2 separate regions of the Homo sapiens genome follow, and region 1 is linked to region 2. The links are chromatin contacts, found by Hi-C or POLR2A ChIA-PET in ENCODE. All regions are on one chromosome and are shown on one strand. The core of a region is the stretch at or near the end of the contact, and the rest is flanking DNA. Distances in the headings are between cores, read along the strand shown.

Region 1 (3,022 bases), core at 348-2,847, 1.2 Mb before region 2:
CTGAGGTCTAAGTGGTTTACCTCGTGCTGATAGATGGCCACACTCTTTAGAGTAGTTCTCATAAGTTCTAGAACTGGTAGCTCGGTCGTTTCGCACACTAGGTGGCATACAGGCAGCAGCAGGTGTTCATATCCTTGATTTTGAGAATTTCCCCTCAAGTATGTGGCAGTAAATACAACAAGACACTCTATGTATTAATGTCTCCATTGTCTTAACCCTGTTCCAAAACAAAATTCACCTCCTTTCTTTATGTGAATGTATTCTCCATAAAATTCCAGTATTTAAAAAGCAGTTTACTGTTCTGTACTTTCTGTTGTATCACAATCAGGTAAAAGTCACTTTAAACTGAGGAAACGGCAAATTGTGTTTTAAAGCTCTTTGTATTTCTCCAGTTTCTGACCTTGTAAATTTGTATATATGCACTAATAAAGCTTTTTTTATAATCCTGATGGGTTATCCTTTTGCTCGTCAACTCCTGTTATTCTGATTATGTAACCAGGACTTGTTTTTTTTTCTAAGCATATACAATGCAAGGTGCAAACATTTAACAACAGCTTTCAAGAAAATGAGCAGGAGATCTTTAATGGGGAGTGGTGGGGCCAGTTTAGACAAACAGGCTTCTAGTCCCAGATGGTGCTGTGTGATCAAAGTTTTGGGGTCTAATATTATCTATAATATCTAGATTGGTTAATAGCCATATTAGATAATATTTTACCTACTTAATTCCTGGCAATGATGTAATATGGTTAACATTTCAGAAAAAAAGGTGCTTTATAGCTTTTTTCCCCCCACTGATAAAAGTAACAGATACGGTTATATTCATATATAGTTAACCAAAGACACGTGTTTGAATTTTATTGTAGTATATTTATTTTTTTGTTGTTGGTTTTTTGTTTTTTTTTTTTCTGGAGACAGAATTTCGCTCTTGTTGCTCAGGCTGGAGTGCAATGGCACGATCTCGGCTCACCGCAACCTCCGCCTCCCAGGTTCAAGTGATTCTCCTGCCTCAGCCTCCCGAGTAGCTGGGATTACAGGCATGCGCCACCACACCCAGCTAATTTTGTATTTTTAGTAGAGATGGGGTTTTTCCATGTTGGTCAGGCTAGTCTCCAACTCTCGACCTCCCAAAGTTCTGGGATTACAGGCGAGAGCCACCGCGCCTGGCCTGGAGTAAATTTCTATGCATATAATTGATTTTTTTAAACCTAATCAAAATGTGTGATTTGAATTTGTTAGCTCTGTTTCTTAAGATTTGCAGTGTAGAAGGTAATTTTTCCTTTCTAGCTGTGCAGTGGAGAGAATGTTAAGGTGAAAGGAGAGAAGCAGCAGCTCTCTTAGAGCAAATTATGCATAACAGTTATCTAAAGCCAACAGCAAACCAGCTTGGAAGTATGTTGAAGGCTACTGGCATCGTACTCATCAATGCGGTTTCGATTCCGAGGCTGGGGCTGTGATGTATGAGGGGAAGAAAGCCGCTGCCCGCCATACATGTTGCAGACCTTCCCGGGGTCCCCGCTCCCTCCTTGGGGGCGAGGCCTAGCTCCCCGGAAGCGCCCGACCGCCCCGCCCTTTCTCCGCTTCCTGCTTTCGGTTGCTAGACTACCCGGGCCCTCACAGAAGGCGGTGGCGGGCGGGTGCAGCGAGTTTGTCCCCTTGCCCGCACACTGCTTGGCCTCTGTACTTAAGTGCGGTGGCCGCCTGCCTCGCTGGAGCTTCTCTGCCGCAGCCATCCGTGCTGCTTGGGACGGGCCGGGGCGCGAAGGCGGTCGCATCCATCGCTCTGCCCTCCTGGGAAGTTTCTGCTCTCCTTCCCCGCTCCTACCCTTAGGAAACCCCCTCACCACCTGCCCCAGACCAGGTTCCTCTGAACCCTAAATTCAATCTTTAGGGCCCACTTTCCCAACCCCCTGACCTTTTTCCATCGGCACCTACCGAGACGACTTCGTCGCGTGCTCCCATACCCATTTCTTTCACTTTCCTGTGGCGAGCATCTCCTTTCTCAGGGAAAGGGAAGCATGGGGCCAGCACCTTGGGAAGAAGAAGCGGGAAGATACGCTGCCCTCCCTGTCTCAGATGCACCTCTGGCCTCGGCGTGACCACCTTGTTTAGCTGAGGAGAAGCTGGGTTGGCAGGGTTTTCTGAAGTCAAGAGGGAGCTGGGGGGCGCCCGGGGAGGTATTGGCAGTTTTTTCACTTGTCCTCTTGTGGCTTTGTAGCTTCTCTTGTGTAATCAGCTGCCTATTTGGAAATTGGGCAGGGTTTGCGACTGGATGCTAATGTCACTGACTAGTTTTCAGCCTACCATCCAGAAGTAACATGTTCCCAGCTTTGGAAACGCACCTAAAGCAGGTCGGTACACAACACGGAAAGCCACAGAAATTTCTTCGGGGAACTCCATTTCTTCGGGAACTCCACAGAAATCTGCTACTAGATGAGAAGGGATGTTCTGGTGGCATCTTTTCTCAGCTGGAGATCTTGATCCCCACGATAGAATAATTCGCATGGAATGCAGCTCGCTTGGTTTAGTCTAGTCCTATGCAACAACGCTCATGTACTTTTTGTTGAGTCTATTATGGTTTGAAAACATTATCTTGATTGAAGTGGCCTTTCCTTTCACAGACTATTCCTGATCCTTATGAAGACTTTATGTACCGTCACCTCCAATATTATGGCTACTTTAAAGGTAATACCATGTTCTTATCTAGTATCACCTTTCCTGGACTCAAGAGGAAAATTGCTTCGTTAGCTGGGAGGGTTGCACTTGGGTAGACTAATAAATAATTTGCATTGACAAATAAATACTTTTTCCTCTACCATTAGTGAAAAGTACTTCCTTTCCCCATTGATCTGCGGGTCACCTCTGTCAAGTAGACAGCATCACTTAATACAAAGGTCTGTTTCTGGGCTCTCTATTCCATTGGTCTGTTTGGCTATCCTTTACCAGTATCACTGTCTCTTAATTACTATATGGCATTAAAATAGTCTTTATCTGGAAAGACATGTCTTCCCACCTTGTTCTTCAG
Region 2 (2,796 bases), core at 38-2,537:
CGTGCTACCACTCCCAGCTAATTTTTGTATTTTTAATAGGGACAGGGTTTCACCGTGTTGGTCAGGCTGGTCTCGAACTCCTGACCTCAAGTGATCTTGATCTACCTGCCTTGGCCTTCCGAAGTACTGGGATTACAGGCATGAGCCACCGCGCCCAGACTTGACACATCTAAGTTTTTGTATTTTTAGTAGAGACAGGGTTTTGCCACTTTGGCCATGGCTAAGCTGGTCTTGAACTCCTGACCTCAGGTGATCCACCCGCCTTGACCTCCCAAAGTGTGGTGTGAGCCACCGCGCCTGGCCTATTTATTTATTTATTTTTGAAACAGGGTTTCAATCGGTTGCCCAGGCTGGAATGCAGTGGTATGATCTCAGCTCACTGCAGCCTCAACGTCCATGGCCCAAGGAATCCTCTTGCCTCAGCCTCCCAAGTAGCTGAGACTATAGGCATGTGCCACCATGCCCAGATAATTTTTAAATTTCTTGTAGAGATGAGGTCTCCCTATGGTTGCCCGAGCTGGTCTCGAACTCCTGGGCTCAAGGTATCCTCTTGCCTCAGCCTCCCAAAGTGCTGGGATTACAGGCATGAGACATCATGCCCAGCCCACATCTGTATTTTATATAGTACTGATATATATAACTAACAGAAGGCACTCAGTATTTGTTTGAATCACCGGTTGGATGGACCAACACATAGATTGGTAGATGGATACCTGACTGTTCTTGTTGGTTTACGTGGATGGGGTGCATGTGATTCTCACGGCTCAGGTACCCCTGTTTATACCTTTATAGTATTCACCCTTCTTCAACATGTCTTTCTTTCTGACAAAGTACCTTTTTAGGCATAGTGACTTGAGTGGACAGAGGGCATCATATTCCCTGCAGATATTTTGGGAGCTGTAATCTAAGGAAGAAAAAAATAGTAATGGCTGTTTATTAGACTGTACTGGCTACTGTGCTTGACACAGGTTCTTAATCATAATAACCATGTGAAATAAGAGATTTCCCCTCAAATGTGGAAGCAGAGGATAATGAACTTGCCCAAGGTCTCACAGCCAGTGGGTGACACAAGATGGAATTTAAACTGCAGTCTGTCTGATTCTAAGGCTCAAACACTAAATTGCCTCATATTTTAGTTACTCAGAGTTTTCTTGGTTAGTCTCAGACCATTAAGATATATCAAAAGGTTTTATAACAGCAGCACTATTGACATTTGGGGCTGGATAATTCCTCACCATGGGAGGCTGTCCTGTGCATTGTAGGATGTTTGGCACCATTCCTGGCCTTCACCTGTCACATACTGGTGGTGCTCTGGCACCCAGAAGCAAAAACCAAAAATGTCAGCAGACATTGCCACATTTCTGGGGGGCATTCCACTCCCCTTGAAAAGCACTGGTAAATTATTTCATGATTTGTTGTCCTTTGATCTTGCTGGTTTTTAAAAATATGACATTAGGCCGGGTGCGGTGGCTCACACCTGTAATCCCAGCACTTTGGGAGGCCGAGGTGGGCGGATCACCCGAGGTCAGGAGTTCGAGACCAGCCTGGCCAGCATAGTGAAACCCTGTCTCTACTAAAAATACAAAATTAGCTGGGCATGGTGGTGCATCCCTGTAATCCCAGCTACGTGGGACGCTGAGGCAGGAGAATTGCTTGAACCCAGGAGGTGAAGGTTGCGGTGAGCCTAGATCATGCCATTGCACTCCAGCCTGGGCAACAAGAGCGAAACTCTATCTCAAAATAAATAAATAAATGAATAAAACTATGACATCTCACAAGGAACTGTCAGTGGGTTCAAACCATCTTCTTATGATAGTTAATAGTACTGCCTGGTTCTGGTGGTCTTGTGTCACGCCTTTCTCTCATTGCTTCTCTCCTCTTCTGTCTTATCTTTTGTCTTTTGTCTCTGATTTTTCTAAATAAAGCGCATCTGGGTAAAGCGGTGTTTGTGGGACTTTTTACACAGGTATCGATTTAGCAGGCATTCAGAACTCTGAGATTATAGCCATTAGTGCTAATAAAAAGAAGGCAATTTACATCTTCTGATTATAGTACAGGGGGAAAATGCATAATTTTTAGCAAGCAGGGAATTGAATGGCTTCCAGACTCTACAGAGTTAATCCTCCTCAGGGTAGTATTGATTGACATGCTGGAGGACGTTAATGTGCGAATCTTTTTGGGAACGGGGGAGGAGAGTGGAAATTGCAGTTTCTCTACTAATTGTACTTTAGGTGTCGTTTATGACAATTTCATGTTGTCTAGACAGAGGGAAATGGTGGAGAAATTATTTCAGTAGAGTCAAATGTTGAGTCCAAAAGGAATCAGGGTGGTTGCTGAAGTCAAGATCAGGGTGAAAGGGCAAGTAGTACATCCCCAGAGGCGAATCAGTGAAATCAAATGTCACTAAGAGAAGCAGTTCAGAATGAACCTTGGATATAAGAAAAGTGATTGTACTCTGAGCTTTGTGTTAGCTCAAGGGCTAACAGTGGATTGTTTGGGGTCCCAGCTGTAGTCTCTGCCCTCATATTTCTGCAGATTCTAGAAACCTCATTCCATGGACAGATATGAGCTGGGAAATTGGCCTCCTTGCCTCTGGTTAATAAACACCCCAGCACACTGTGCTTTGCTTTTCCCTCATTCTCTTGAGGCTTCACGTACTAACTCGCTTTGCCTTTCTGATATTCGTCCTAAGATTTTACTTCCTATTATATAGTGTTTGCAGTATACCAGGGTGAAGGACCTGTCACTTCTTAATGAATGGCCTTGGTCAAGGGTTTTTAAAGTTTCAGGTCAGAA

What was found. A loop is a pair of places that touch in the nucleus more often than their neighbours do. ChIA-PET counts read pairs that join two places held with the same protein, here RNA polymerase II (POLR2A).
Region 1: a map with no recorded cell type shows a loop between it and region 2 (9-fold over the local background). The contact joins the promoter of AGBL2 here to the enhancer-like site in region 2. A Hi-C loop is called at or near these places in 1 of 37 single-sample maps with no recorded cell type. POLR2A ChIA-PET finds 5 or more read pairs at or near these places in 1 of 52 experiments (A673).

The regions. Positions count from the first base shown.
Region 1 is chr11:47,713,944-47,716,965 of GRCh38, reverse strand. It overlaps AGBL2 (AGBL carboxypeptidase 2), which reads left to right and starts at 1,597. Exons shown (of 19, transcript NM_024783.4): 1 at 1,597-1,791; 2 at 2,216-2,348; 3 at 2,619-2,682. The coding sequence starts at 2,316. It overlaps FNBP4 (formin binding protein 4), which reads left to right. Exons shown (of 17, transcript NM_015308.5): 17 at 1-472. RefSeq lists an enhancer at 1,860-1,919.
Region 2 is chr11:46,522,827-46,525,622 of GRCh38, reverse strand. The region is part of intron 7 of AMBRA1 (autophagy and beclin 1 regulator 1); the gene reads left to right. Among named protein-coding and RNA genes, the nearest start is that of AMBRA1, 70 kb to the left of the region's middle. Within about 2 kb of position 1,287, at least 2 of the 41 ENCODE cell types and tissues checked have a DNase peak (open chromatin) inside an H3K27ac peak, as active enhancers do.